Linked DNA regions of Homo sapiens: region 1 is linked to region 2. Evidence: read pairs that join two places in POLR2A ChIA-PET (ENCODE). Cell type or tissue: OCI-LY7. All regions are shown on one strand. Links, peaks and the distances in the headings refer to the core of each region. The heading gives the core; the rest is flanking DNA.

What was found. ChIA-PET counts read pairs that join two places held together with the same protein. Peaks named below come from ENCODE experiments on the same cell type or tissue, not always from the same donor. Only the 100,000 strongest peaks of a DNase experiment are listed, where the experiment ranks them.
Region 1: POLR2A ChIA-PET joins it to region 2 with 21 read pairs; 5 of 35 experiments call an interaction of 5 or more read pairs at or near these places.

Annotation. Positions count from the first base shown.
Region 1 is chr2:226,962,051-226,978,401 of GRCh38, reverse strand. All of the region lies in intron 8 of RHBDD1 (rhomboid domain containing 1), which reads right to left. It overlaps LOC124900533 (small nucleolar RNA SNORA48), which reads left to right and starts at 9,280; the gene lies at 9,280-9,413. It also overlaps a transcript of COL4A4 not described here. RefSeq lists an enhancer at 7,834-7,903. In OCI-LY7, for the core only: a CTCF peak has its summit at 7,742; DNase peaks (open chromatin) are centred at 4,361, 6,411, 7,141, 7,841 and 1 weaker place; H3K4me3 peaks cover 3,073 bases; H3K27ac peaks cover 5,713 bases.
Region 2 is chr2:226,908,726-226,925,076 of GRCh38, reverse strand. RHBDD1 (rhomboid domain containing 1) reads right to left here. Exons shown (of 9, transcript NM_001167608.3): 7 at 16,199-16,255; 8 at 10,726-10,869. Among named protein-coding and RNA genes, the nearest start is that of RHBDD1, 81 kb to the right of the region's middle. In OCI-LY7, for the core only: a CTCF peak has its summit at 8,108 (motif pointing right); a DNase peak (open chromatin) is centred at 8,196; H3K4me3 peaks cover 1,001 bases; H3K27ac peaks cover 2,307 bases.

The sequences.
Region 1 (16,351 bases), core at 3,889-11,888, 55 kb before region 2:
GGACACCAGTACACACATGTTTCCCTTTACCATCCAACCTTTCTCTACTCCAACTAGTGGCTTGGCAAAAAATTAGAGATTTTTAATGGGGGGCTAGCAGGCTATAGGAAGGGTTGTAATTGGTACATGGAGAAAAAAGAGTACAAATTGAATATTTGAATTTTAAAAAAAAGATGATCATGAAAAGGCACAAAATGTGTTGCTGTTTAGTCCAAGTGTAACAGCGTTCTAGAATTGTTTCTATGGATCTGAAGACAGATTAAGGGCAAGTGACTTGGCAAAAGGCCTAGACCTGTTTTCAGATAATTATCTCACAGTAGAAAAAAATAAGGGCAGTACAAGCTCCAGTGAGGACACTACACCAACATGACAGATCTAAATGGAACATACTTCTATGAGTCATTTATAGCTTTAAATACTATAGAGAAAAGAATGCATAAAACATGCCCAAACAGCCTCTTTTTGATGTGGTGAACTCTTTTAAAACCACATTGTTCAAATTTACGTTAAAATGCAAACTCTTCATGTTTACAATGGTACTATTGGAGGAACTCAATATAAAAGTACAACTGTTACATTCCAAAGACAAGACTTAGAACAATAGGCCAATTCCCAGTGTGAATTTATGAGCTGCTAAACCTCAAAAGATTTCTTCAATTAGCAATGAAGACTCTTGACATATTTGCAGCCTGATATAGGGGCTGCTCTTTATATAATTTGGGGTGTATCAGAACTTTTCCTTACTTTTATTTACCTCGGATGACAACTATTATGCTTCTCCCTGTGCAGCGTTTGATCCTGCTAATTATGCTACAGGGCCAGGATGGTGTTTCACGGTTCACCATTGCTCCTGGGGCAGGCTACAAATTATACATAATGCACTGCATTGTAATTGCTGCATTGTGAACTTTGCTCGCCTTTCCAACACAAAATACCGACATCTAAGTTGTTTTATTATTAAAAACCATAAGGGATTCTTTTGGATTATAAACATCTGAAGACGTAACATTCTCATGAATTCCAGCCGGCTATTTCGGACACTCAGTGGGGCAGACAAGGCTGAAAAGCAAAGCAAATACACTTCATATTTGTGTTTACAGAAAAAAAGGAGGCGGCAGTCATGAAGGCAAGACTGTGTTAAATGCAAAACTAAAGGGAGGGGGAGCTTGCCGAAGGGGAGACACAAACTGAACTGGGAAACCAGAGACGCGAGACATCCAATGATGCTCCTTGACTTCTCTGGGCCTCAAGTTCCTCATTTCCAGAACAAAGGCACAGAAACAAATGACCAAAAAGATCCCTTTTTCCATGAAGACAGGCATTCATGAGAGCAGTGGCTTGTTTCTGAGTCTCACTTGTGAGGCCAGCCTTATCCCAGCCTGAAGGGTAAACCAGGAACCCGAGTCTTGTGCCAGACAAGAGGCCTCTGCCATCCACCCTGTTTGTTTGGGGCCTCTAAGAAATAGATAATGGCTCTTTCAATGGGAGGAGGGGGTCAAAATAAATGAAGCCTCAGTTTTATATATAAAATGCCACCAAGTGGGGAAAAATATCAGAGCAGTATTGTGGTCACTGAAATTTATCACTGCCCTTGTGACCCAGGGCCAAGAGGCCTCACTCCAGACACCTACCCGATAGGCCCAAGTCATAGTACCTTGTGCCTGCAGCACTTAGAAGCCACACCCAGGCCCCGTTAAGGTACTCCTAACCCTCCCTTCTCTCCTCCTCTCAAAATGAGACAATAGCCTGATGTGTGAAGTTGGACTGGGGTCTCTTCTCTTCCTCTAAGTGTTCTAGATGAGCTTAAGGTAGCAGCAGCACCACACGGAACTGTGTGCATTCTTCATCAGTATACGGTGGTGAGTCTCCTACACAGTGAAGATGGGATAGTCAAAGAAGAGGAAAAGGCAGGGGAGGGTTTCCAGGTAAGGAGGCGTGGGTAAAGCTCACACATTTTGATAATTTACAACAAATTGTTACTATATTGGGGTACTGCTCCTTTGATGTTGCTGCATGTCAAAGCAGCTGAAGCAGACGTCTCGACTTGGACTTGGGAAGTCACTGACTAGACATCCTCATTTCTCTTTGTCTAGTGGTGTCTCCAGGGGGGTGGGCATATCCAAGATCTAGTATGACCAGAGGACACAGACAAGGTGACAGAGGACTTAAGTGACAATGGACAAGAGCTCCACACCTGGACTGCCCCAGAAGCCCTGCTTGGCTGCTAAGTTTGGGCTGGCCTTGAGGGAAGAGCAGGCTGTGCTCTCACACCTTCCAAGTGTCCCTAGTACCAAAAACTTGGGGCTTTGTACCTCTGCTCCAATCCATACTGCACATAGTCTCCAAACCAAACAGCCAGGACTTGTGACCAGACAGGCCCTGCTATGCTAATGGGGGCAGGAGACCTATTTTCAACTGGAACCATGAGTGTGACTGTTCCCCAGATCTAGATACAGAACACAACAACCCTGGGGCCACTTACATTACTCCTGCAGCCAAATGCACTCAATCAGAACCCTCAGAGGGACAAGGTAATCTTGCCTGCTATCTATTGGTGACAATGAAATCTTGCTTTTGTGTATTATCTCTTTTCAAACATTTTCTAAATAATCTGTAGTTCCTAAGCATCATCATAACTTTTAATATGTCAGTACACAAGGCAATACTTAAGGAGTTTATGTACAAATCATTGTCGAAAATTCCAAGCCTAACAGATTTTAATGAGTTCCTTCTGCATGTAGAAATAAATGTATTTCCCTGCATTGGACAATAGTTTGACGCCATCTTTAAATCCAAGCAGATTCCCCTCTTCTGTACCAAACTGCCCATTTCATTAGGAGGGCTAATAAGGTTTTCTATCATCTGAGTAGGACTGGCCTGGCTTCTGGGTGGCCCGAGGGGGAAATAAGAATGAGGAAAATCAAGAAGTTGCTCCCTCTAGGAGTGGGGCCCTCCCTCACCCCATGGCCATTCTGAGGAAAGCAAACTGTCATTGAGTTCGGGCCTCCCTCACCTCCAGCTTTATTGAGGTCTAATTGACAAATAAAATTGTATAAGTTTAAGGTGTACAACGTGATGATTTTATATATGTATTTATAGATGTGTGTGTGTGTGTTTGTGTGTGTAGTGAAATGAGTACCACAATCAAGTTAATTACCTCAGGGGCATCGATTCCACCTTTTCTACATGGTCCTGTTATGAAGAGTTTCTCTTTATTCTCATTTATCATTCTGGGGCACCATATTAAATCTTGGGAGGCCCTAGGAGAGCTCAGATCTGAAAGATTTTATATTAGAAATGGAACTGCCAACTAAATGGAAGGAGGAGCTGGTGGTTTTAAAAACATAATTTCCTTGCTACCCACTAAGAGTCCCAGTTCTCTCCACGTACCAAGGAGTCACTGCTGCTGATTCACGTGTGGCCATCAGAGCAGTGGAACTAGGCCTCATCTGTGCCACAGGAGCACAGCCTGGAAGAGATACATGGCCTGAAAATGGTAATGGGAGCACCAAGATCTCCAGGATGTCCCTGAGCCACGCACTGGCGAGGTACCTGAAAAGAGTGATCTCCAATTATACGATGACACCGTGAGCACTGTATGGTTCACGACTCTCAGCACTGTACAGTTCACGACTCTCAGCCTGCAGGGAGTATCCACCCTGCTCTTGGGTGCGGGACACTAAAGAGGATCCTGGTGCCTGGAAATCTATACAAATCACTTCCACAGGTACCTTCCCATTTATTTTAGAACCAAACCAGAAGAATGTAATAACTAGATGTCTCTTTTGTACATCCTTGTTCAACGAAAAAGTGACTCTAAAGAAGTTAATACCTTGACAGTCAGGACTAAAAAGAGCAACACCCAGGCCGGGCACGGTGGCTCACGCCTGTAATCCCAGCACTTTGGGAGGCCAAGACCTGTGGATCATGAGGTCAGGAGATCGAAACCATCCTGGCTAACACGGTGAAACCCCGTCTCTACTAAAAATACAAAAAATTAGCCAGGCCCAGTGGTGGGCGCCTGTAATTCCAGCTACTCAGGAGGCTGAGGCAGAAGAATGGCGTGAACCCAGGGGGTGGAGCTTGCAATGAGCCGAGATCACACCACTGCACTCCAGCCTGGGCGACAGAGCGAGACTCTGTCTCAAAAATAAAATAAAATAAAATAAAATAAAAAAAGGGCAACACCCATACAACACTCTGGGCTCAAGTCCCTCTTCAGCGGAACCTTCCCACATTCTATGCACAGGGCAGAGAAGACTCAGAATGCTAATTATTTCTTTGAAGTGTTACACCGAGTGCTGTGCAAAAAGGAATCGCAGGTGAGACAAACGCCGGCCATCTGTCAAAGCCTGACAAACTGGGTAAGGAGGCAAGCATGTGGAAAGGCGGTGAGGGGCACTGGGCCTCTTACCCACAAAACCCTCAAGCTCATTGCAGAGAGGCAGCCACTCTGCTATCAAAGAGCCCATGCGAACGAAAAGGAGATTCTCAGGGGTGGGCAGCCAGGAGGATGAACAGGCAGAATCACAATTCTAACACACAGTAGCCTTACTCATGGGCTCCGGAGTTGTTCTAACGCTCACAGGAATGCTGCAAGAAAGATACGACCTACTTCACTTCTGCTAGTGAAGGAGGCAGGTCAAGGCTCTTCTCATCTGGTTTTCACTTGCTCAGACAATAACAATGATAACAAAATGCTTGCTGCTTCCAAGAATGAACATCTCCATCTGTTTACTCTTGATCTAACTTACCTTTGTCTCTGGAAGAAAACAATTCAAACATAAAATGTTAGAGAGGTCCTTGCTAAGGGGACTAGGCAGGGAAGAGAGTGAATATTACATCTAGGAATCATTTTATGAACTACTCCTAAGGCAGTAGAGCTTTGCTCTTGATCAGTAAACACCAATCTTAGAATGGGGGCAGTTGGGTAAATGGCAAAGCCAATGAGGAAACAGAGTGGAAAAAGGAACAGGCAAACACTCACTTCCCAACTTTCCCAGATAATGAGCCCAGACATCTCCCCCAGGCACCCACTTCTTGGTCACCAGCATCTCTAGCACAGGAAAATGTCTTAAACAATTTTTTTGAGTAATGATTTCCTTAACTTGATGCCAGGCAAATCTCATTCTTTCTCTGGGAAGGATATACTTTGGGATTCCTGCTACAAATTAAATGGTTTGGATGAGTTTGGAAGAAGATCATTTAAGGACAATCAACACTATATAGTTCCGTACACACACATACACACTGCAAAAAGGAAATACTGAAAGTGAACAAGAACCCCGAGGCTGAAGTCCAGGGAGGAACTTCTGTGAGGAAGGATGGCAGCCACAGGGCACAACCCAAACTCAGGTAGGGCTCTGAATCTCTACTTTGAAGTCCAGGCCTACCAAGAAATTAAAACATAAATATAGAAAATCATATAGCAGTGGGGGAACCTGCATGGTTTTTTGTTTTTTTTTTTTTTTTGCTACAGGCTTCCTTCCTTTCTTTAACTTTAGTTGATAAATGGAGGGATTGGGCCTTCTAAATACATGTGGTAACTTGTGTACTTACCTATAACCCAACCAAAAACTGACAGAAACCAAAACATTTCAAATAGACTTCATGAAAGGCACCCTTAAACAGCAAGAGCTTGGCCGAGTGTGAGCAGAGAGCCCCTGGACTCGAGAGACCAGTCTGTGCCGTTCACTGTTGTGTCACTATCATAGGTGTCTAGTCATTATTTGCTGAATGACTGACTCAAAAAATTTCATAGATGGAGGGCAAGTTCCACCATTTCCAGCTCCTGCCTTGACCCAGAAGCTCCGTCCATGAAGCAGCACTGCAGGGTTTTGAGTGTGGCCCACGTCTGCCCTGGTGCCATCTAGTGACCCTGGGAGTCCAGATGAACTGGGTGGAGCAGCCTTCCCAGGCCCACTCATATGGGCAGACCCCTTTTTCCAGGGGGCATAGCAGGGCTGAGAAAGAGGAGGATGGCTCTGCTCTTTAGGTAATCCCTGTCTCTCTCTTCCCTCCTCTCATTTAGCACCTTTGTGTTTCTTTCTTAAGAAGTGGGCTTTTTCCATCAATGATTGACTGGATAAAGAAAATGTGGCACATATACACCATGGAATACTATGCAGCCATACAAAAGAATGAGATCATGTCCTTTGCAGGGACATGGATGAAGCTGGAAGCCATCATTCTCAGCAAACTAACACAGGAACAGAAAACCAAACACCGCATGTTCTCACTCGTAAGTGGGAGTTGAACAATGAGAACACATGGATACAGGGAGTGGAACAGCACACACCAAGGCCTGTTGGGAGTTAGGGGGCAAGGGGATGGAAAGCATTAGGACAAAGACCTAATGCACGTGGGGCTTAAAACATAGATGACGGGCTGACAGGTGCAGCAAACCACCGTGGCACATGTGACCTATGTAACAAACCTACATGTTCTGCACATGTATCCAAGAACTGAAAGTAAAATTAAAAAAAAAAAAAAGTGGGCTTTTGCTTTCTCTCTAGTTTTCTATCATGTTCAATAAGTTCCTTGCCACCAAATTCTAGAGCTTTGAAGAAAGGCCACAAAGATCCACCTTTGGATTAAAAAAAAAATCATATCTCAACAAAACACACAAATTACATGACAGATAACTTAGAGCAAATGTCCAGTATTCTAAAGAAAACAAACCAAAAGAAACAACAGGCAAAAAACACCTCTCTGATTTTGTCAAGAAACTTGTCTGAATATTTGAATGTTAGTAGCCACATTTATCCCATATTTGCAAGGCAAAAAAATAAACTATAGCAACTAAACAGAGAGAAAAGAATGGATTATGACCTGAAAGTGGCTATTGCTGCTTCATGAACTTATCAAAAGTCAAATAAGCTGGTAGTCTATTCTTTCTCATGCCTTAGCTGTAACAGAGAAGAAAACTGGCTTGGAACAAAACAATGAGAAATGGGGAGGAACACACTTTGATACACAGCTTGAAGATGCCCGTTCTGCTTCACTGTGATGACAGTGCAAAGGAAATGAGCCCGCTAAGGGTTCAGACGTCCTTCGACACCAGACTTTGCCACTTACTTGTACTTCACTTATTTGTTACTTCTTCTATTCCTTCTCTCACTCACTTGGGCATTCACCAACAAGCATTTAGTAAGCACCTGCCTCGGTTCTGCCACAGGTGTGAGGAGGGAAACAGGAGTGAATGAGAGCAAGAGGCGGCTTCAGCCACTGTAGGGACAGCACTCAGGGAGGGTGAGTTTTTTAAAGGCCCATGAAAATGTTCCAGACCTCAAAATAATTAGTTGGTTCCAAAATGAAACAGAAACTATAAAATTAAAAGTAGTAAACATTTAATTAAGTGTCTACGAAATGTACCATCTCAACTATTTATAACTCAACTCACATATATGATGATATATATTATACACGGGATCTGTGGGACAGATAGGAGATTGCGTATGTTTTAATACACTTGAAATGATGTGGGGCAGGGCTTTCAAAAGTAAAAGTCCACGAAGGTCCTCAAATGTCCCCACATGATGGGCACGATATCCCTCCTCTCCGAGGCACACACCAGCTGCCAAGATTGCCTTGTGAAATACTGAAGAAAGTCGCATCCCTGAGCCTCAATTTCTTTATGAAAACAAACAAAAACAATGGTCCTCAAGGCAGTTTTGAGAATCAAATAAAAAAAGTACATTGGAAAATATTTCACAGGCTGGCAGAGATGAAAAGTAAAATTGTTAACTCCTTACATCTTTATTCCTCCAGGTGGTGAGTGCCTCTCGCTATGTTTGATGCTACACACCTGCTGCCTGAGCAGCCCCTGAGAAGAGAAATGGACCTCTACCAGTGCCTAAAAATAAGGCTGCTTCCGTGCCCTCTGGCAGCCAACAGATGTTCACGATGGACAAATTCACACACAAACCAGGATGCTTCATGTACAGATAAAACTTGGTCCATATCATGAGACTCATATCATGAGACAAAGGTTAAAAAGGGGGGAAAAAAGCTTATTTTAGTAAAAAATGAAACCATTTTTCAATTAGTTTCAGTTCTAAGCAGACACCGTCTTCTGTTTGTCCTAAAAATGAGAAGCTGGAGACAGCTCCTCAATTCAGTTTTATTTCTCTCTTTTGTTGGCACTTTAAGAAACACCTTAATTCTCCCAGCTAGCAACAATAGTAGGTAAAAGGGGAAAATACATTCAATTCTGGGAAGAAAGGATCACATAGCACAGTGCAGAAGTATATCCTAGGAGGCCATGTGATTTTATTCTTTGTCATTTTTCTCTTTTCCCTTTTCTTCTTCATGGACAACCATTTAAGGAATGCGGGGGGAGAGGGCTGGGATGACGATGTGACCAGGTTAAAAGCAGCCCAGGACATAAAATAAAAAATTAAGGGGGGGGGGACAGTTGTAAACTTCTGAAAATAGAAACTGCCTCAAATGTGTTATTCCAGTACACCAGACCCTCCTTCTGAGTTCAAGATTCCCTTTGTGCCTCGCCACAGGATGTGTTAAGATGATATACAGTGTGTTTAAATAAAACAAGAAAACAAACCAAGAAAAATTTAGCATTATGAAGAATGAGAGTCTACTAAAAATACTCTAAAATGACTTCAAACATGAAATCACATTTAAAAAATAACTTTTTAATGACTTAGGCATAAGTGACTCAGGAACATATGGATTACATTTCCTTCAAAATGCATATGGCTTTAACAATTGGGGGAGATTTGTTTGGTTTGTAGGACACAGTTCTGAAAAGGAAAGAAGTCTGTCAAACGGGACTCACGTTTTCTGGTGCTTTCTTTGGTGACGGAGTCAATTGGCCTTAATGGCCATTACCTAAGAAACTTGGAACAGCTTCCTTGGATGTAGTTTAACTCCCTTTCCCTATTTAGGCAAAGTATTCAACACATTTATAATAAATGACTCTCCTTCACCCCTAATATCTCAAGCATCAAAAACAGGTCTACTTCCTTAAAAAAAAAAAAAAAAAAAAGGCTGAGCTGTCTTAGCCCAGAGCAAATGGCTATTGCTGCTTTGTGACAGTTGGGCACAGACTTATATACAGGGATGTTTTTCATTCTTTTAGCCCATTAGGAACTAAGGTCAAGAGAATGTCACTTTTTTTTTCTTAAAAACACAAATTTTAGACAAAGTCTGCAACAATCAGGCTCTCTGTTACCGGCCGAGCCTTCGGTTTTTATCACACCAACCTCACACTCTCACCAATGCTACTGCCACCACCACCATGACTATAAAACACCTCAGTGTTCTGACATGGGAAGAGTAGCTTCTGGTTGGTGGAGCCCATCTCACATTAGCCAGAGACAAAGCAACACCTTGTTTATCCCGGCTTGGCTTTTGGCCTGTGTCCATGACTGGTCCATACCTTGGACACATGGATGGTTAAAGAAAGAAAAAAAATCCCTTAGCATTCACAATGTTTAACTGTTTCCAAAAGGCACCCTCAAATATCATCTTCTTCCATCCTGGAGGACAGTTATGACAAGTACTGAACCCACTCCTCAGATGAGGAAATTGAGAGCTGAGGTTCAGGGAAAAGCCACATAGCAACAACTAGCCATTCTGCAAACACCGATTATACTTTCATGCCTTGGCTTCTTTTATTGTTTCCTTTGGCTAATTTTTAATAGTCACCCCCTCTAGAATGCCAACTGCCCCACTTAAAAATTCCCCATTTTCAAGGGTCAGAACAAATGGCACATGTTTCGGAGAGAGTGCGCAAACATTCAATCTCCAAGTGCGATGCTCTTTTTTGTGTGTCAAGTGGGCTAAGCCACCATCTCAGGTTATTCAATTAAACACTAATCAGGGTGCTGCTGTGAAGGCATCTGGTAGATGTGATTAAAGTCCATAATCAGCTGACTTTAAGGGAGATTATTTTAGATAATGTGGATGAGCCTGATTCAATCGGTTAAAAGGCCTTAAGAGCAGAGCTGAAACTTCCCTGAAGAAGAAGAAATTCTGCTTGTGGACTACAGCTTCAGCCAAGTGCCTGAGAGTTCCTGCTCACCCTTCCTGACGGCCTGCCCTACAGATTTTGGACTTGCCTGGTCAGCCTCCACAATCACATAGGCACTTCCTTGCAATAATAGCTCTTAATATATGTCTCCACTGGTTTTGTCTCCTGGTTGAACCTTAACTGATAAACCAGGTAATATCCCCTCTGGGTTCTTCCAGTTTATACAACTCTTATATCATTTCCAGCTTATTGGTGGTACTGTAACTTCTTTGTAGGTAGGCTCATGTCTCCTATCTTTGTAAACTACACAGCACTAAATATTTGCTGCAAGAATTAAATTATGTTATGCAAGAGCAGGACAGAGGGTGTTTCACCCTCCTATGAGATAAGTAAAACTCATACAAAATGCTCATGAAGAGATATAACTAGCAAAAGAGAGTCATGGCCTTAGAAGTAATTTTACTGAAGAAATATTACTGTCACCTACCAACAGGTTACAGAGTTTCTCTTCATTGTACAGGACAGTCCTGTGCCTGCAGGGTATTTAACATTCCTGGGCCCCTGGCACTGAATGAAAATTGTAACCCCTCTACCCTGACTCCTATCATTTCAACAACCCAAAAGCCCTCTCACACACACATTTGCAAATGCCTCTTGGGGGTGTGGACATACTACACTCTTCTCTAGTTAAGAATTACCTTCTTTCCACTATAACAATTAAAATTTATCAAGCTACAGACAGAAAAATTACTACAACAATGACTTCTACAACGAGTTGTAGAATTACGGATCAGAAAAGTGGAATTCCACTAATAGGTTATCATGAAGGCCAAAAAGCCATCACATGCAGAAAGTTAGAGGTGGGATAAGGGAGGGGGGAGGGATAGCATTAGGAGATATACCTAATGTTAAATGACGAGTTAATGGGTGCAGCACACCAACATGGCACATGTATACATATGTAACAAACCTGCACATTGTGCACATGTACCCTAAAATTTAAAGTATAATAATAATAAAATAAAGAAAAAAAGAATTCTCAACTTCAGATATTTTATTCAGGCTGATTTATATAATCTCTTTATTAATTCAACAAGTACTTAACAGCCCTCCTATAAGCCAGACACAGTTTGTTACCAGATCATGGGAAAAAAGCTAGGAAGATTTTCATCAAGTATGGAGGGTACACTTGGGAGATCCTGACTTGAAATATTTGTTATGTGGGATTTATGCAATTTACTCTTGGGAACGGGGGCCACTTCACAAAGAGTTGGTCCATCTTCTATAACAGGTTCTCAGATGATTTCCAGATCTGCATCACAGCATCATCAGGGAATTTGTTAGAAAAGCAAATTCTCAGACCTCATCCCAGAACAACTAAATCATGAACTCTGAGAGTGGGACCCAGCAATGGTTCTCAAATTTTATTGTACAACAGAATCATCTGCAGAGCTTATTAAAACACATAATCCCGGGTCTCACACGCAAAGCTTCTGGTGCAGTAGATCTCCCATGCTCCCAACCTCCCCACAACCCACCCCACTCCCATTTCTACCAAAAAAAAAAAAAATTAAAAAGAATGTGGTGGCCTATGCCTGTAGTCTCAGCTGGCTATTCAGAAGGTTGAAGTGGGAGGATTGCTTGAGTCCAGGAGTTTGAGGTCAGGGTCCAAAAATATGCATTTCTAACAAGCTTCCAGGCAACACTTTTAGAACCAATGCTCTAGATCTGCACTGATACAATGGCCACCAGGCACACATGGCTATTTAAATTTATATGAATTAAAATTATGTATCAGGCACACATAGCTATTTAAATTTATATGAATTAAAATTATGCATAGCTGAAAACTCAATTCCTCAGTTGCACTAAGTTGTATTTATTTCTACATCCTCACCTCCTACTATCCATTTGTAAATACATTCCACATGCTCAGCACTTGTGGCTAGTGGCTCCCATGTTGGACAATGAAAACACGAAGCATGTCCGTTACTGCAGATACTTCTACTGAACAGTGTTGCTTTCGGGCTACTGAGGAGGCCCCTAGGAGGATCCCTTCTATATAGTTAGGTACCATAGGCAGAGAAAACTGATACCAAGGATGAGCCTTACGGTGAAGAGTGCAAGGACAGATGGTCCAAATTGCAGGCATTTCTTGTGATTGACCTGCTTCTCACCTGGGGAACTCTCCATAGCTCCAAGATGAGTAGCATCAAGGATCTATTTATTTAGGAGAGTAGTTAACTACTCACCCAAATAATGCTGGAAAAACTAGCAATTTATTGAGACAATCATATGGTTTTTATGTGGCGAGTCACATTTATTGATTTGCGTATGTTGAACCAACCTTATACCCCAGGAATGATGCCTACTTGATCATGGTAAATTAACTTTTTGATGTGCTGCTATATTCAGTTTGCTAGTATTTTTTTGAGGATTTTTCTGTCTATGTTCATCAGTGATATCGGCCCATGTTTTTTTTTTCATTGTGTCTTTGCTATAAACTTCGTGCTTTTTCAAGCAATTGCGGTTCTCCTGTCTAGCCCGCTGCCACTGGACTATGCTGTAAGTCCTCTCTATAAACTCTATGTCTTGCTTACTGGCTCTGGGTCTCCTCTGTAGCCTCTCAAACATGGTGCCATCCCTAAAAGTCAACAGGGCTCCAGGATGATGGCACATGGAGCTCTACTAATTCTCTCAATGTATACACCTCTGAGACTGAACTCTAATTCCTGTAAACCTGAACTACTTTCAACTTTCCAGTGGTTTTGGCCAAAAACCTTAGTCATTCTTCACTTCTCTCTCTCACAATTGCAGGCATTCTGTCAAAAAATCCTTTCATTTTACTGCAAAATGTGTCCAGAAGCTGACCTCTTCACACCTCCTCCACAGCTACTAAGTGGAGCCGCAGTCCTCTCTTGCCTGGATTACTGCAATGGACTCCTACTGGCCTTCTGCTTTTACCCTTGATGCTTGTATCAGTTTCCTAGGGTTGCTATAACAAATTATTGCAAACTGAGTTCCTTAAAACAACAGAACTTTATTCTCTTGCAATTTGGGAAGCCAGAAGTCTGACATCAAGGTTGTTGGCAGGGTTGGTTCCTTCTGGAGGCTCTGCAGGAGAACCCATTCCATGCCTCTAGCCCAGCTTGGGTGGTGCTGGCCATCCTTGGTGTTCCCTGGCTTGTGACTGTTCTCCAATCTGTCTTCACATGGCTCATTCATCTGTGTCTGCTTTCTCCATTTCTGTCTCTTATCAGGACACCTGACCCTAACCCAGGATGATCTCATCTTGAGATCCTTACCTTAATTACCTGCAAAGAGCCTTATTTCAAATGAGGTCATACTTGGAGGTTCTGGGTGGTCATATCTTTCAGAGGATAACATTCAACCCACTATGATGCTCTACAAATTATTCTCAATACAGCAGCCACAGTGGTCCTTCTAAGTTGAGTTAGATTATGTTACTCCTCTGAGCAAAACCCTCTAATGGGGTCCATCTCATTCAGAGAAAAATCAGAGTCCCAGATGGCCTAAAAGGCCCTGTGTGACCTGGCTCTTATTTCTACATCCTCACCTTCTACTATCCATTTGTAAAGAACAGTGGCTTTCACTAATGGATGTAAAAAGAAGTGAAAGGATTTGAGATGTATCTTGAGTTACCATCAAGAAGGCTTGGTTACTCACTACGTCCAAAAGGCCAAAAGGAATGAGTTGCAAAGGTATAAAAGAATTATAAATTCAGTTTGTACATGATGCATCTGAGATGTCCTTGAATATGTTTATTTGTAATTTTAGAGGCTCAGAAAGAAAACTGGGCTGAAGAGATAAATTTGGAAGTTGCCAGCATATAAATAGCAACTAAAGCCTTGGGAGAAGAAAAGAAGAGCTACAATTAAGTCATTAGGAAGGCTGATGTTCAAAGGTAAAGTGGAGGTGGGTGGGCCTGCAAAGAAGACCCAGGAAAGAGACCAGACCATATTAGGAAAGCCAGGAAAGTGTGACATTGGGAAAACAAGAAAGAAAAAAGGTATGGTTTCAAGGAAGGAGTAGTTAACTATGTTAAGTAAATTTGGGGAAGGAAAGTGACTCCAGGCCTTAGCAACATAGAGGGTGCAGGGGATCTTAGCTAGAACTGTTTTATTGGACTAATGGGAGTAGCAACATGACTGTAGTAGTAGAGGCAAGATTCAAAGTTGAAGAGGACAATATGAATGTAAATGGAACGGGGAAGGATGGTTACTGAAAGGCTGCTGTGTGTTACTGCATACTCACTTGCTCTCTTCCTCTCTCTCTCAAGATAGGAGAGGAGAGAGACTAAGAATATCTTTCAGTGTTGATGGGAGGGATCCAGTAGAGACTGAGAGGCTGAAGACACAAGGGAAAAGGGGATACTCAATGACAAAATATTTTTCTGAGAAGCTGGGGTAGGTGGGTGAAGGATTAGCTTTTGATAAGGGAAGAAGACTTCCCTGCTCAGTTGTCAGGAAGGAAGGAGTTAAGTAGGGGGTGGTGAGTACAGAATAGGTTCGTTTGTAGTTTTCATGATGGGAGGTTGGGGGCATTGCCTAGGGGTGGATTCCATTTTCTTAGGGAGGTCTAGGATAGTTGAGAGGTTAATGTGCATGTATGATAGGCTCAGTCTGCTCTGCTGAGTCATGTTCTCTAATAAGGCTTAGCTGCCAGATCCACATTCCAAGAAGCCTAGTGGCCAGGCTCACTCAAGTCTGGGATTTTTCCAGGTAAATGGAAGAAGGGTGAGAAGCAAGGGCATGGAAGGTATTTATATGGACCAGAAATCTAAGCAGTGGAGGGAGAAGAGCAAGACCACAAAGTAAGGAATCAATGAACTGGAAAGGAAGACAAAGAACACTGGGAGTTGATTACTCAGAACACTGGGGTCACCCGCGAGTAGTCAAAACTTCAAATGTTAAATCCATGAATATGAAGAGCCCAGTGTATCTACTAACAAAAAGAAAAGTAAAGGGGTTTTAGATAAGCTACTTTACTACCAAGCACAACTCTACTTTCTATCTAAGAGGACCAGAGGGAGCTTAATGCTGAAAAAGTAGGAAGGAAGTATTGTAATTCAAGGAATATCATTCCAAATCTGAGTTCTGTATCATGATGCCTGGTAAATGATTCCAAGAAAAGGTGCTTTACTGATTTTGCTACAGCTGCTATAAGTGTTCTATATAGAAGTTTTACTGGATTCTTTTTTTTATCTTAAGTTACTCTCAAGCATAGCGGTTCTCAACCAGGGGTGATTTTGCTCCCCAGGAGACAACTGGCAACATCTGGGGACACTTTTGGGGGTCAGAACTAGGGGAGAGGTGCGCTTGCGTCTAGTGGGTAGAGGCCAGGGATGCTACTCAACACTGCACAATACACAGGGCAGTCACACTCACCTCGACAAGGAATCAAGGAATCATCCAGCCCAAAGTTCCAATAGTGCCAAGGTTGAGAACCCCTGCTCAAGAACAAAAGCACTTGAAAAAGTAGGCTATTTACATCCAAGAGAAGAGGGCTCAACTTTGGATCAAAGTAACCAACCATCTTCAAATTTTCTGTACCATAAACCTACCAGTGGCCTAAATAAGACTATCTTTATTTTCAGAAAAGGCATTAAAATAGGTAGAAACGTACAAGCTTTACATGTAAGAAAGCATATGGTATGTACTTGATGCCTTCCTCCTCCCTTGTCTGCCTTTTCTCATTTTCTTGTTTCTTTCCAGAAAGATTATAATCTGTGTTCTTTACCAGTTCCTGCATACTGGAAAATTAAATTGCAGCCACAAATTAATTTCAGTAAAATCCTCTTGCCAGAAGTAAATGTAAAAGCCTGAAGAATTTAGTAAGATGGCCTTTTGCCCATATACAGATATGATTAAAGACTAGACTGCGATTAAATTCTGAGCAGAGTAACATAATTAGCAAATTTATGAATGGGTCTCCTTTTCACAGTTCTGTCAGGGCTAATTACTTGTATTAATTAGAACTGTCAACACATGAATATGCTTGTTGAAGCCATTTCCTATGGTAAAATATGAGACTTGTAAATATCAAGGCACTTGGAAAGACGCAAAGACTTTCATTTATTAGCAACTCTAAATGATGCAGAACCACTGACTGCACAATGAGCCTTGGGAATTGACTGTAAATAGATTCCTAGTTAATGAATTTGCTATTTTTTCTTTCTTGCTTAGGCATTAGTCTCAGTTCAGCCTTTGGATGAAGTGTCCAATATATCACCACTTTAGAAAGACTGCAGCAAGGATAAGGAAAGAATTCTACAGGTTACTGGAAAGAGTAGCTCGGATGTCTAAGCTAAGCAGGAGGGAGTTCCCATCTCTTCTC
Region 2 (16,351 bases), core at 5,115-13,114:
AGCAAAACGGCCAAATAGAAAGCTTTACAGATCATCCTTCCCAGAGGAACACCAAACTGAAGAACTATCTGCAGAAAAAATCACCTTCATAAGAACCAAAGATCATGTGAGTGATCACAGTACCTGGTTTTAACTTCACAACACTGAAAGAGGCACTGAAGGGAGAAGGAAAGATAGTCTTGAATTGCCAATGCCACTCCTCATCCATCCCCTGGTAGCATAGACAGAGAATCTGTGTACTTGGGGGAGGGAGAGCACAGTGATTGTGGACATCCCATTGGAACTCAGCACTGCCAGAAAGCAAAACTGGGCAGAACTTAGCCAGCACCCAGGGAGTGAGCATTTAGACCCGCCTAGGCCAGAGGGGAATTGCCCATCCCAGTGGTCAGAACCTGAGTTCCATCAGGCCCTGACACCATGGGCAAAAGTGCTCTGGGGTCCTAAATAAACTTGAAAGGTAGTCTGAGTCACAAGAACTGCAATTCTTGGGTAAGCTCTGGTGCTGTGCTGGGCTCAGAGCCAGTGGACCTGGGGGACATGCCTTCCAGTGAGACATCAGCCGGGACAGCCAAGTCAGTGCTTGTGTTACCCCTCTCCCAACCTCAGGCACTGCAACTCGCAGCTCTGGAAGAGACTATTTCCCAGTGCTTGAGGAGAGAAAACGGAAGAGTAAAGACAAATTTGTTTTGCGACTTGGATACCAGCTCAGCCACAGTAGGATAGGGTACCGAGCAGAGTCCTGAGGCCCCTATTCCAGGCTCTAGTTACCAGACATCATTTCTAGACGCACCCTGGCCAGAAGAAAACCTTCTGCCTTGAAGAGAAAGACTCAATCCTAGCAGGATTCATCACCTGCTGACTAAAGGGCTCTAGGGACCTGAATAGGCCACTGTGGTAAACAGGCAGTACTTACCCCATGGTATCTGGGTGAGACTCAGAGACATGCTGGCTTCAGGTTTGACCCAAGCACATTCCCAATATGGTGGCTTTGGGGAGAGACTCCTTCTGCTTAAGGAAAGAAGTGAGGAAAGTAAAGGGAACTTTGTCTTGCAGCTTAGGTACCAGCTTGGCCACAGCAGGGTAGAGCATCAGGCAGGCTCTTGGGGTACCTGATTCCAGGCCTTGGCTCTTGGAAAGCATTTCTGGACCTGAGCTGGGCCAGAGGGGACCCCACTTCCCTGAAGGGAGAGATTCCCATTAAACAAATTTGGCAAAGAGATTGAAATAATTAAAACAAATCAAGAAGAAATTCTGGAGTTGAAAAATGTAATTGACATACTGAAGAATGCATCACAATTGACCAAGCAGAAGAAAGAATTAATGACCCTGAAGACAGGCTATTTGAAAACACACAGTGAGAGGAGACAAAAGGAATGAAGCACACCTTCAATATCTAGAAAATAGCCCTAAAAGTGCAAATCAAACTGTTACTGGCCTGAAAGAGGATGGAGAGAGAGAGGGATAGAAGTAGAAAGTTTATTCAAAAGGATAATAACAGAACTTTCCAAACCTAGAGAAAGATGTCAATATTCAAGTACAAGACAGTTACAGAACATCAAACAGATTTGACCCAAATAAGACTACCTCAAGACATTTAATAATCAAACTCCCAAAAGTCAAGGAAAAAGAAAGGATACTAAAAACAGCAAGAGAAAAGAAACAAATAACATACAATGGAGTTCCAGTAGTTCTGACAGCGGACTTCAGTGGAAACCTTACAGGCAAGGAGAGAATGGCATGATATATTTAAAGTGCTGAAGGGGAAAAAAAAATTTATCCTATAATAGTATATCCAGCGAAAATATCCTTCAAACATGAAGGCAAAATAAAAAATTTCCCAAGAAAAGCTGAGAGATTTCATCAATGCCAGACATGTCCTACAAGAAATGCTAAAGGGAGTTCTTCAATCTGAAAGAAAAGGATGTTAATGAGCAATAAAAAATCATCTGAAGGTACAAATTCACTGGTAATAGTAAGCCACAGAAAAACAGAATAAAAGGACACACTGTAATTGTGGTGTGTAAACTATTCATATCTTGAGTAGAAAGACTATAAGATGAACCAATCAAAAATAATAACTACAACAATTTTTCAAACGTAAACAGTATAATAAAATATAAGTAGAAACAAAAGCTAAAAACCAGGGGGACAAAGTTAAAGTGTAGAGTTTTTATTCATTTTCTCTTTGCTTGCTTGCTTGCTTGTTTGTTTATGCAATCAGTGTTAAGTTATCAGTTTAAAAAAAGGTCATATTAATTTCAAGCCTCATGGTAATCAGAAATCAAAAAATATACAACAGATACACAAAAAATAAAAAGCAAGAAATTAAAACATACCTCCAGAGAACATCACTCACTAAAAGGAAGGCAGGAAGGAAGGGAAGAGGAAAGGGAAGACCACAAAACAACCAGAAAACAAATAACAAAATGGTAGGAGTAAATCTTTACTAAACAATAATAGCATTAAATGAAAAAAGACTAAATGACACAGAATAGAATGAATATAAGGTCCAATGATCTGTTGCCTACAAGAAACACATTTCACCTATAGAGAATGAAAATACATATAGAGGCTGGGCACAGTGGCTCTCACCTGTAATCCCAGCCCTTTGGGAGGCCGAGGTGGGCGGATCACAAGGTCAGGAGATCGAGACCATCCTGGCTAACACAGTGAAACCCCGTCTCTACTAAAAATACAAAAAATTAGCCGGGCGTGGCAGCAGGCACCTGTAGTCCCAGCTACTCGGGAGGCTGAGGCAGGAGAATGGCGTGAACCCGGGAGGTGGAACTTACAGTGAGCCGAGATCACACCACTGCACTCCAGCCTGGGCGACAGAGTGAGACTCCGTCTCAAAAAAAAAAAAAAAAAAAAAAAGGAAAAAGATACTTAATTCCAGTGGAAACCAGTAAAGAACAGGAGTAGCTATGCTTATATCAGACAAAACAGATTTGAAGATAAAAACTATAAAAAGAGACAAAGAAGGTAATTATATTATGATAAAGGGGTCAGTCAATTCAGTAAGAGGATATATTAATTATAATTATATATGCATCTAACACGGGAGCACCCAGATATATAAAGCAAATATTATTAGAGCTTAAGAGATCGATCGATCCCAATACAATAATAGCTGCAGACTTCAACACCCCAGTTTTAGCAATGGAAAAGTGTTCCAGAAAGATGCTCAACAAAGAAACATAACACTTAATCTGCACTATAGACTAAATGGACCTAATAGATATTTACAGAACATTTCATCCAACAGCTGCAGAACACACATTCTTTTCCTCAGTACATGAATCATTCTCAAGGATAGACTATATGTTAGGCCACAAAAAAGTATATTAAAAAGTTGAAAAAAACTGAAATTATATCAAGTATCATCTCTGACCACAATGGAATAAGATTAGAAATCACTAAAAAGAGGAATTTTGGAAACTAGACAAATACATGGAAATTGAACAATATGTTCCTAAATGACCAGTGGGTTAATGAGGAAATTAAGAAGGAAATTCAAAAATTTCTTGAAGCAAATGATAATACAAACACAACATTCTGAAACCTATGGGATACAGTGAAAGCAGGACTAAGAGGGAAGTTTATAGCAATAGGCGCCTGTATCTAAAAGGTAGAAAAACTTCAAATAACATAATGATTCATCTTAAACCACTGGAAAAGCAAGAGCTAACAAAACGAAAAAATAGTAGAAGAAAAGAAGTAATAAAGAGTAGAACTAAATGAAACGAAAAAAACAATACAAAAGATTCATGACAAAAAGTTGTTCTTTGGAAAACATAAACAAAATCAACACACCTTTAGTCAGGCTAAGAAAAAAGAGAGAAGACCCAAATAAAAATGAGATTAAAAGTAGACATTAAAACCTATTCTACAGAAATTCAAAGGACTGTTAAAGGCTACTATGAGCAACTGTATGCCAATAAATTGGAAAACCTAGAAGAAATGAATAAATTCCTAGACACACACAATTTACCAAGATTAAACCATGAAGAAACCCAAAACCTAAACAAACCAATAAAAAGTAATGAGATTGGTGCCATAATAAAAAATTTCCCAGCAAAGAAAAACCCTGGACCCAATGGCTTCACTGCTAAATTTTACCAAACATTTAAAAAGGAATGAATACCAATCCAACACAAACTATTTTGAAAAACAGAGGCAGAGGGAATACTTCCACACTAATTCTATGAGGCCAGTATTATCCTGATACCAAAACCAGACAAAGATATCAAAGAAAACCACAGGCCAATATCCCTGATGAACATTGATGCAAAGATAATAGCAAATTGAATTCAACATATTAAAAAGATCATTCATTATGACCATTTGGGATTTATCCCAGTGATGCAAGGATGGTTTAACATAAGCAGATCAATCAATGTGGTACACTATATCAACAGATACAAAACCATATGGTCATTTCAACTGATGCTGAAAAAGCACTTGATAAAATTCAACATTCCTTCATGACAAAAAACCCTAAAAAATGAGCATAGAAGGAATACACCTCAACACAATAAAAGTCACATATGACAGACCCACAGCTAGTATCATGTTGAAAGGGGAAAAACAGAAAGCCTTTCCTCTAAGATGTGGAATATAACAAAGATGCACACTTTCACCACTGTTATTCAACATAGTACTGAAAGTCCTAGCTAGAGCAATCAGCCAAGACAAATAAATAAAGGGCATACAAATTGGAAAGGAAGAAGCCAAATTATCTTTGTTTGCAGGTGGTATGGATCTTATATTTGGAAAAACCCACCAAAAAACTATTAAAAGTGATATATAAATTCAGGAAAGTTGCAGGATATAAAATCAACATACAAAAGTCAGCAGCATTTCAATATGCTAACAGCAAACAATCTGAAAAGCCAAGAAAGTAATCCCATTTAAAATAGCTACAAGTAAATACAAGTATTTATTTACAAGTTTTTATTTATTTATTTATTTATTTAAATACAAATATTTAAAATAGCTACAAGTAAAATAAAATGCCTAGGAATTAACTTAATCAAAGAAGTCAAAGATATCTACAATGAAAACTATAAAATATTGATGAAAACATTGAAGCAGACACAAAAAGTGGAAACATATTCCGTGTTCATGGATTGGAAGACTCAATATTGTTAAAATGTCCATACTACCCAAAGCAAACTACAGATTCAATGCAACCCCTATCAAAATACCAATGACATTCTTCACAGAAATAGAAAAAGTAATTGTAATATTTACATGGGACCACAGAAGACCAAGAATAGCCAAAGCTATCCCGAGCAGAAAGAAGCAAACTGGAAGGATCACATAACCCCACTTTGAATTATACTACAAAGCTATAATAACCAAAAGACCATGGTACTGGCATAAAACCAGACACATAGATCAGTGGAAGAGAACAGAGAACCCAGAAACAAATCCATACATTTATGTTGATCTCATTTTCAAAAAAGGTGCCAAGAGAATACACTGGGGGAAAGGACAGTCTCTTCAATAAATACTCCTGAGGGAACTGGATATCCATATGCAGAAGAATGAAACTAGACCCCTATCTCTCACCATATACAAAAATCAATTTGAAATGGATTAAAGACTTACATCTAAGACCTCAAACTATGAGTCTACTAAAAGAAAATGTTGGGGAATCTCTCCAGGACATTGGATTGGCAAAGATTTATTGAGTAATACTCCACAAGCACAGGTCAAAAAGCAAAAATCAGCAAATGGGATCACACCATGTTAAAAGCCTTCTTTACAGGAAAGGAAACAATCAACAAAGTGAAGAGACAACTCACAGAATGGGAGAAAATATGTGCAAACTATCCATCTGACAAGAGGCTAATAACAAGAATATATAAGGAGTTCAAATAGCTGCTTACATATTGGATAAAACCTAATAATCTAATTTTTAAACTGTGCAAAAGATCTGAATAGACATTTCCCAAAAGAAGGCATACAAATGGCAAAAAGGCATATGAAAAGGTTCTCAATATCACTGATCCTCAGAGAAATGGCAAATCAAAACTACAATGAAACATCATTTCACTCCAGTTAAAATGGCTTTTATGCAAGAGACAGGCAATAACAAATGCTTGCGAGGATATGGAGAAAAGGGAACCCTTGTACACTTTTGGTGTGAATGTAAATTAGTACAACCACTATGGAGAACAGTTTGGAAGTTCCACAGAAAACTAAATGTAGAGCTACCATATGATCCAGCAATTCTACTGCTAGGTATATGCCCAAAAGAAAGGAAATAATTATATCAAAGAGATATCTATATTCCCATGTTTACTGTAGCACTATTCATAGTAGCCAAGATTTGGGAGCAACCTAAGTATCCATCAACAGATGAATGGATAAAGAAAATGTAGTACTTATACACAATAGAATACTATTCATCCATTAAACAAAATGAGATCTTGTCATTTGCAACAACGTAGATGGAACTGGAGGTTACTGTGTTAAGTAAAATAAGCCAGGCACAGAAAGACAAATTTTGCATGTTCTTATTTATTTGTGGGAGCTATAAATTAAAACAAACTCATGGAGATAGAGAGTGAAAAGACGGTTACCAGATGCTGGGGTGGAGGATGAGCAGAAATGAAGATGGTTAATGGGTACAAAAAATAATTAGAATGAGTAAGATCTAGTATTTAATAGCACAACAGCGTGATGAGAGTCAACAATTTTTTTTTGTACATTTAAAAATAACTAAAAGAGTAGAACTGGATTGTTTGTAACACAAAGAAAGGACAAATGCTTGAGGTGATGGATACTCCATTTACCCTGATGTATTATACACTGCATGCCTGTATTAAAATTCTCATGTACCCCATAAATATATACACCTGCTATGTATCCACAAAAATTAAAAATTAAAAAAAATAAATGTAGTGAGATGAACAAACTAACTCTTTGCTAATATACAGCAAATTATTTTTAGATGCACACTGGTCACTTATAAGTCTTTGGATTATATGTTAAAATTATTTTCTATTTTCCTAATAGGAGTTAGTATTAATTACTTCATTGCATGAGTTTACATGCTGATTATATTAATTCTTTGTCAAAGTTTTCAATGGTCTATCTTCCACAATTTTTTCATTACTTTTCTGTTTAGAAAGTCCTATATTCAAAAATCATCAATTAACTATTAACTTTTATGATTTCTTTTCTTTTTAAAATTATTTATTTTTATATTTCATTCACCGTAATTCAAAATCCTAACCAAGGCCACTCTGTTTAAGATGTACCAAGTGGCCATTTGAGAGACAAACAAGTTCTACATACTTTTGTGATTTTTCATGAATGGAAAGAAGAGACTGTTTTAAATTCTGAAAATACATGTGTAGGAGGAAGGAAAAAAAGGGAAGAAAAAAACCTATGATTTTGTTAAAATAAAAGGTCAGATAGCAAAAGTAATTCAGCACAAACTCTGGATCATTTAGTCTTAGCAATCTTCTACTGTGAGGAGTTTTAGAACGTAACTCCATACTCACAAAGTAGAAGCTAGATTTTTTCAAACCAAGCAACTAGTTAGACAGAGGTAGAAACAAAACCCTTGGCTTCAAAATAATCCCAGAAATACTCTTCTCACCAAGCGAGTCTTATAGCATCTGATGTGTAAAAATCTTTTTTTTAAAGTAAAAATTATTCATTTCTTAACTGAAATGTTTTAAGGGTAAGAAGAAAAAATATAAAATAATTTAAAATAGGGGTAGTAAAACATTTTAAGTTGTTTCTATTTCTGTTCAGTATACTCTCGAGTTATTTTTACAAGAAGTTTTTTTAAGAATAAGATTTAAATTTATGAAAAATCAACACTACTATCAGATGACTTTCTGAAATCTCTGAAGGTAGCCTGTGTCTTTTTTTCTTTTTGCCTGTTAGTATATATTTCAATACCATTTACTGTTAAACAGGAAAAATTAATATTAATGACTTATATTAACTTAATAATAAATATATTCTTCATTAAGGAAACATCTCAAAAATCTACTCCAACTTTCTTCTGATTCCCAAAATGTAAGCCCTTCCTTTGTACCTAGATTCAAGTCTATAAAATTGCTCCAAAATCACCAGGGCCATCAGAGGGTGCTTTCATCTGCAGATCTTCCATGCTCATGTCTCTGAGCCCAAATTACTGAGGGAAGTCATTATTTTCTTTCTCTTTCAAAAAAGACACCTGTACTACTAGTACTAACTTCCTGTATAATTACTGATGGGGGCATATAGCAACCCTTTAGAAACAAAACTACAAAAGGTAAGCTTGTCTTCTTGCATTTCCTTTCTCTTACTACATTTAACATGGGAGGTTTTCTATGTCTCACATTCAAATATTCTCACTCGGGCTGCCTAATTTTTCCCTGATTTTCCATCACTCTTTATGAAGGCTTGCTACTTTAGAATACACATTTTCTTAACAGAAGATAATAATCAGAAGATGTCTCCCAAATATAAGTCCAAATCTTTCCTATCATGCTGTGTTCTTTGGCTCTTTTGACTTTATTTGAAGTCAGCCTTGAAGGGGATAGAGATAGGCTGTATGAAGTCCACGCTGAGAAGTTTTGCCCTGCCCTACTTGTCCTGTAATATTTCATGGATAGCCCAGTGGTGATTAAACCTGTGTGTACAGGAATAACCATGAGAATTTGTTAAAAATATAGGCTCTGGGGCCCTTTCCCCAGATTTCAGGATTCCATAGCTAAGGCATGCTTTTGAATGACTGTGATACTGGCAGTCCACTGACTATATGTGATACAGCGATTACAAAAATGGCTACAATTCTCCACCTCTCCCTCTATCCATAACCATTGCATGTGACTTTGCGGTTCCTCCAAGAGGTGGAGACTATCTCCCTATCCCATGAATCTGAGCTGGTCTTGTTACCTGCTTCAGTAACAGTATACAGAATACAGTGGAACTGACATTGTGCCAGCATAAGACTTGTTTATTTCTGCACTCTCCTGTAAACCTTATGCTGTGGCCTGGTGAATAAGCCCAGGCTAGCCTGCTGGCTGAGGAATGAGGCATGGCGTAACACCACCATTAGTCAGGCAGGCATGTAGAAGAAGCCATCTTAGAGCAGCCAGACCCCAGCAGACCAGCGCAGACACCTTAGCTCGCTAGCCAAAATCAGCTAAGCCCAGCCCAGCTGCTTCACATACTCATGAGCAAGAACAAATGTTTACTGTTTTAATCCACGAGTTTCAGGGTGATTCTTAACACAGTGATAGATTACTGATACATCATCACAGTTCTGAAACTCTTCACCTGAGAAATACAGATTTATGCCTTCTTCTCCACCTTCATAATTTAGGCTTTCCTTTCTTGTTCAGGTTACTGCAATATAGTCTTCCAACTTGTCTCCCGCTTGTTGTCATTCCCCACCTCCATGCACACTGTTGCTACTAAGACTATATTCCTTAAAGTCAGAAATTATATTGTCATAATTTATGTACTCTCATCACCTAGCATAATGCTTGGTACCTGATTGGTGCTCAATCTTCTTCGCAGAATGACTGCTACTACCAGATTCTTTTAACAGAGCTCTGACCACATCAGTGTCCCATGCAGAGCTCTACTGGCATTTATACCACACACTAAATCCACTTTCCACTTGGTCTATTTAATTCTAGGACCCCTGCGATCCGGACCCAGCCTAGCTTCCCACTCTTCTTCCCTTTCTTCTCTTATTGTCCATTCAAAAGTGAGGGCTGGCAGAACATGACCCTAACTTCTATGCTGATATTCAGACTTCTGCAGAGAATGCCCGTCCACAGCTCTTCAAGTTCTACACATTCTTGAAGGTCCAACTCAAATGCTATCTCCTCTGTGAAAATCTGATAGTTCTAGGTATGAAAAAGCTCACCATCTTCTCCCTACGTCTAACACTTAGCTTGAGCCTCTCTTAGTCACCTGATGCTAGGGTTACCTGTGTGGTATCACATCTAGTAGGCATATGCCCAAACACAGATTGTTAACTTTTTGAGGGTAGTTTCCAACTTTTACCACTCAGTGTTCCCTATTGTACCTACCATTGTACATGAAACATAAAACTTTAACAAATGCCCTTTAAATGAACAGTTGATTTTTAGTCGCTACTCAAACAATAAAAACAGTAATACCCAAACTCATAATCCAAACCTAGAACAAACATGGCAAAATATATACAGTGTTTTTTCAGATATCGGTTTATAAAAGAATCTCCTGGAAAGCCTGTTCAAAACACAAATTTCTAGGCTCTACCCCCAGACAGATTGGTTCAGCAGAAGTCAAATCTGAGCTTGAATTCTTAGCCTATGTGATGCTGAGGGAGATTTGTCGGAGGTTTATGGGCAATATTTTGATACTTAGTGACACTGAGCCTTCTTTACAAATATGAATTCCAAAGAAAATCTCTCTTTTTTTTATCATGCATCTAAGAATTTTAAGTTTCTTGACTTTAATGCCAAAGCATCAAGTACAGCAGGACTATAAAAAGAACCACTTTAACAATACATACACAGTCTGGCACCTTATTAGCTTAGGTTGCTGGGAATATGGCATCACACCCCATTCTTTGTAATCACAATCTGCACACAGTTTTCATCTACATATCCTTTTTCTGAACTGTTTAAAATTTAATTTGCTACAAATAGCTCTTTTTCAGACTACCTTACCACATGAGGTATGCTTTAAAATAACTGAAGGGCGCAAGACTCCTACCTCGGTCCCAGAGGCTGGCTTGTAATGCTCTCTCGAGCTGTTCTTCTTCACTCAGTCCTGCTGTGTACGTGTCATAGTTCCTGGGTGCTTCTTCATAGTGATCTGGCCTGCCATGCGGATAATAATCCTGATATCCAGAGCTGCCTAAAGGCACAAGGAAAAGGTTCTAGAACACAGCTATGGACTGTTGTTTTATACTTCCTGTTTTGTATAAGCAAAGACAAGCGAGTAAGGCATAACATTATTTTAGGTATAATAATTATCCTCAAAATAAGAAAAGATGCCAAATGGTGATTGTCTTGTTACTGTATCCTCAGTGCCCACCATGGGGCTGAACATGAATGAGTCCTTATGTGCTAATGAGGAAAGGAGATATTAATTCAGAGGGTAGTCAGAAGTCCTGGGGAAGAGACTGGAATGAGCTATTGACATATGGAGTGGATTCTTTCAGCTTAGAGCTATTCAATACTTGGAGAGTTTTCAGTGAAGTCCTGGCTTGAGTCAAGAGAATGGTGGAAACAATAGCTAATAAAGCCTTATTGTCTTGTTGCTCTGTACAATAAGGGGCAGACCAATGTTTCATACAGATCCCACAGAATACTTCAGACAATACCAACATTAAGATGCAGCCAATTTCTCTGTAATTGTAATTCTATGTCAGAGATTATAGCTCCCCCCCAAAAAAAGGTTTCTAGATAAAACAAGAAAGAAGAGACGACTTCAAAAAAAAATGGTTGCTAGATAAAACAAGAGAGAAGAGATAACCTAGTCATTAAATAATGCTTTAGGTACCAAACTTAGGTACACCATTAATAAAGGTCAATAACAGGGAAAAGTTCATTTTTGGAAGATATTTCCATTGATCTTTTCAGTTTGAGTTTATTCCTTACATTTCCTTTAACTGCCAATAGTTAGAGAATTTGTTTGGAAGAGATTTTTGTTCCCCACAGAAGGTTACCAATCTCATTCTGGCATAAAGAGAGAGAAGTAAAATAGTCTGTTTGATTTTTTCTCTTCTTTCCTGCCATTATTATATTCTTTGAAGTTGATGTTTCAAATATTTAAATAATGTGGTTTGGGTTGTTGATGAAGATTCCTAACCTTTGCTATGAGTCTTTGTGACAGATCTCCATATTATCCCACAGAGTACAGCAGTACAGGCCTGAGTTGGAGCTTTAATAAGGCTACAGAAAAAAAACACAATCCAGCCAAAAGAGGAACACTGAATGGCAGAATTGCATTAATTGAGATTTCATGCTCAGAATTTTTGATAGTTGGTCCTGAGGCTATTTTAAAATTTACTGTTGTATTCTTTATGAATATTTTCCTAATATGCAGGATTAAAAGGGAAACTGTAAATCAGCACTCTAGTAGACTTCATTTTCATATAAACAACGAATGACAAAACACACTAGTTTTTTATATAAATATTGGTCATGAAAAGTAGTTGTGTCTATTGATATTTTTAGAACAGCTTTATTGATATATAATTGACATCCATACAATTTATCAACTTAAAGTGTACAACTCAGTGGTTTTTAGTATATTTTAGAGTTGCACCATCATTACCACAATCAATTTTGGACATTTTCATCATCCCCAAAAAGAAATCTGTACTCTTTAGCTAACAATCCTCACCCTCCCATCCCTTCTCCAGCTCTAAGTAAGCACTAATCTACTTTCTGTCTCTACAGAATATGCCTATTCTGGATAGCTCATATAAACAAAATCATGTAATATGTGGCATTTTGTGTCTAGCTTATTTCACTTAGTATATTTTCCAGGTTCATCAATTTTGTTACATTTATCGGTACTTCATTCTTTTTTATGGGCAAATAATATTCCACTGTATGGCTTATACCACATTTTGTTTATCCATGTGTCAACTGATAGACATTTGTATTATTTCTACCTTTTGACTGTTATGAATAATGCTGCTATAAACATTTGTGAGCAAGTTTTTAGGTGGACATATGGTTTCATTTCTTTTGAGTATATACCTAAAAGTGGAACTGCTGCGTCACATGGCGATTCTGTTTAACTATCTGAGGAATCGCCAGAATGTTTTCCAAAGTAGCTGTACCATTTTCTATTCCTACAAGCAGTGTATGTGGGTTCCAATTTCTCCACATCCTCACTAACACTTGCTATTATTTGCCTTTTTATTCACAAACATCCTAGGGCATATGAAGTGGTATCTCACTGTGGTTTTGATGACTAATAATGCTGAGTGTCTTTTTATGTGCTTATTGGCCATGTGTGTATCTTCTTAGAGAAATGTCTAGCCAGATCTTTTGTCCATTCTCAGTGATTGTGAAAAAACTCTTCTAACTTGATTCTATTTTACTGAACGTCCTTGAAAGTAAAAGAAAAAGGAATGATTTAAATAAACATTAAATAAAATGGTTTAGGATTTTGGAGACTAATTCTGAAAAGCTTTGCCCCAGTGCAGTAAATATTAATGAGGATTTACTAAATACCTCCAATAACCCAACTTTCATATTTTCTCTCACCTGTTTCCCATGTCAAAATATTAACATTATTGATATTTAGAACAGGAGAAGGAGACAAGTACATTTTCCAAATCCTCACAATGGCTTAAAACTGAACTTGGATCTTACCATTTTAAATATGAACATTTATTCTTAAACTGGTCTCTATCCAATAGAATCAGAAAAATTTAGCCCCCATTGCTGCACTGGGGAACACCCAACCAGCCAGTTTCAGACCTTGAGAGTAAAGGAGACTGTGGTAGTGTTTTTACACATCTTACTTTTCATTCCTTATTAAAAAAAAAAAAAAAAAAAAAAGAACTTTCACATGAGGACAAATGGTAAAAACATAATTAATACATCTTTTCCACAAAGAATCAAAGAAAGTGGCAACCATTCTGCAACACTAATAGAATATTTATAGAGACGTCACTGAATAGCATGGGATGCTTCAGCAATCCCTGCTTAGAGAAACTGCCCAATTCCCTATGAATGCCAATTATTTTACTGGAATACAAAAAGTATATTGGGTAATTTCCCACATGGCTCATTATCACTTTCAAACCCATGTGGAAAGCCATTCTGTTATGTAAGATCTACGCAGCATTTCTACCTATCCACCCCCAAAAATGCTCAGTTAATTCAAAAGCCAAAATAACCCAAGGTCTCTGAATATTTGCTCACCACATAGAAACTGTATATCTACCTAGAGTTTTAATTGCCAGATACACATGCGATGATTTGAGGCAACATTTTCTTGATGTAGAAAAACATTTTTATTCATGCTATTTCTTATTTTAAAATAATCTGGCAGTTCTTCAATGAAATAAAGTCAACAACTCTAAACATCTGAATATTATAAAAACAAATTTGGTACTTGTCAGACAAAATATGGGGAAAGAAAATGGGAAAGTTTTGGTGCCTTAAATCAGAAAGACCAGTGTGGCTAAACGTTCTATATCGTCAATCATAGATCATCAACAGGACCCAAAATCTCATCAGTATCTATTATAATGAGAACAGATCTCCTCCCGTAGGACCAAAAATTTTCTATGGATGTTTCACTGGCCCAATCAGATGTTTTAAAATCTTCATAATAAACATTCCTGGAAAAACCTAGCAATCAAACAATTAAGATAAATAAATTTAAATTATGTCCTGAGAGGAATACTAGTTTAATTTTTTTTTTTTAGTTATATACTTAGGCTCTGTAGTAAAAGAAAATCTGGTTGTCATTATTCTATTAACTACTCCATCTGTTCCTTATACACATACCAGGATTTCATGGCAAAGGAGATCAAGAAACACCACCAAGATTAGAAAAATTGGTAACAGCTTTTTAAATATTCATGCGGTTCTTTGACCTATAAAGACTTTTCCAGCTAAGGACAGCCATATTAAGAATAAATCATTACTTGTAAGATATACATATGCTCTCATAAAAGTTCCCTAGATGACCATTAGCATAGCCACCTGGCCTTAAGTAGCTCTGCCTTTGAAGAAATCCAATCACTTCAGAGAAAGGCATATAACTATAGTAATTTTACAGAGGTTAAAAGAGGTAAAAAGGGCTTTTTATTATTTTTGCCCTTAATTCTCTGGTCTGTGTGACTGTGCTTCTTCCACATAAGAAGGAAAGAAGCTGTTCTCTTCAGTCCTCTTTTTTAAAAAATAGAAAATAAATCGAGTGCAAAAGAGAGAGAAGACAGTAAGTAGAACTGCCCTATTTTGTAAGGTTAAATTGGCAGAGTGTCAATCTCATATCCTTACACAGTAGAAAAGGCAGGAGCTAGGAATAAGATTCTATTGGAACACACCTATACCCACTTGTTTACATATTGTCTCTGGCAGCTTTCATGCTACAAGGACAGGTTAGTTCCAGCAGAGATTATATGGCCAATAAAGCCCTTGATGCCTGAAATATTATCTGTCCGGTCCTTTAAAGAAAAGGCTGCTAGTCTCAGCTTTAAGCTATAGTGGTCCTCAATTAATATAAACAGAAACACATCTTAGTCCATTTGGGATGCTATAACAAACAGCCATAGACTGGCTGGCTTAAGCAATAGAAATTTGTCACAATCTGGAGGCTGGAAGCTTGCGATGCCAGTGTGGTCAGTTCTGGTGACGACCCTCTTCCAGGTTGCAGACTGCTGACTTCTTGTATCCTCATGTGGCAGTGAGGAAGCTAGAGAGCTCTCTGAGGTCGCTTTTATAGGGACATTAATCCCATTCATGAGGGCCCTACCCTCATGACCTAATTTTTTCCCCAAACTCCTACCCTACTAAAATCATCACATTAGGGGTTAGGGTTTCAACGTATGAATTTGGGGACGGGCACATTCAGTTCACTGCATTAAGACATGAGTGTTCCAATGGCCATGGCTAACACCTGGCTGCTGGGCCTGATCTAAAATACTACCGTGTAGCCACCCCAGACTGGAATGCAAAGGCTTTAGCCTAAAATAGGTCTTACGCTTTTAACAGGAAGTCTTTTCTATCTATTTACACAGATACTTAGAAAAATACATTCTTCCTCATTAAGTCACATGGCATTTGTTAGAGGCATGCCTATTTTAGCATCTGACGGTATGCAAGGGTTCCTGAATATACACAGGATGGGCCATGGAGAACTATACACCTAAAACCAACTTTTAACACTTTCCCAGCAGTAGAGTCTCAGACTGAGACTTAAAGAACCAAGGTCTAATATGAATCTTATCACACATGAGAGACCTCATACCAATCATACCATGTTTTCATGCCTGAGTTACCTCCTTCCCTGGCCTTCCCTACCAACCCCCACAAATATGCTCCCTAGGCTACCCTCCATCTAGCTTCCAGGTGTGTTAGAGGCACAGTTACACAACATGTGAATGACCCTACCACAGCAGAAACTAGTAGTATCCTAAAGTACTCTGTAGAGCTGAACACTATAATTTTAAAAATAAGTTAAAATTTATTAAATGAAATACAGTGCCTACCTGAACTATTAAAGTAGTATTGCCGTCCTGGGTAACCAACACTGGAGGAAAAACCGCCTAAACGTAAAAGAAATAAACATTTTAATGGCAGCCATAAAGCTTTAAATGCTAATTGTTCCAGTAATTAGAAAGTTCTCTGGACAAAGCCCAAGG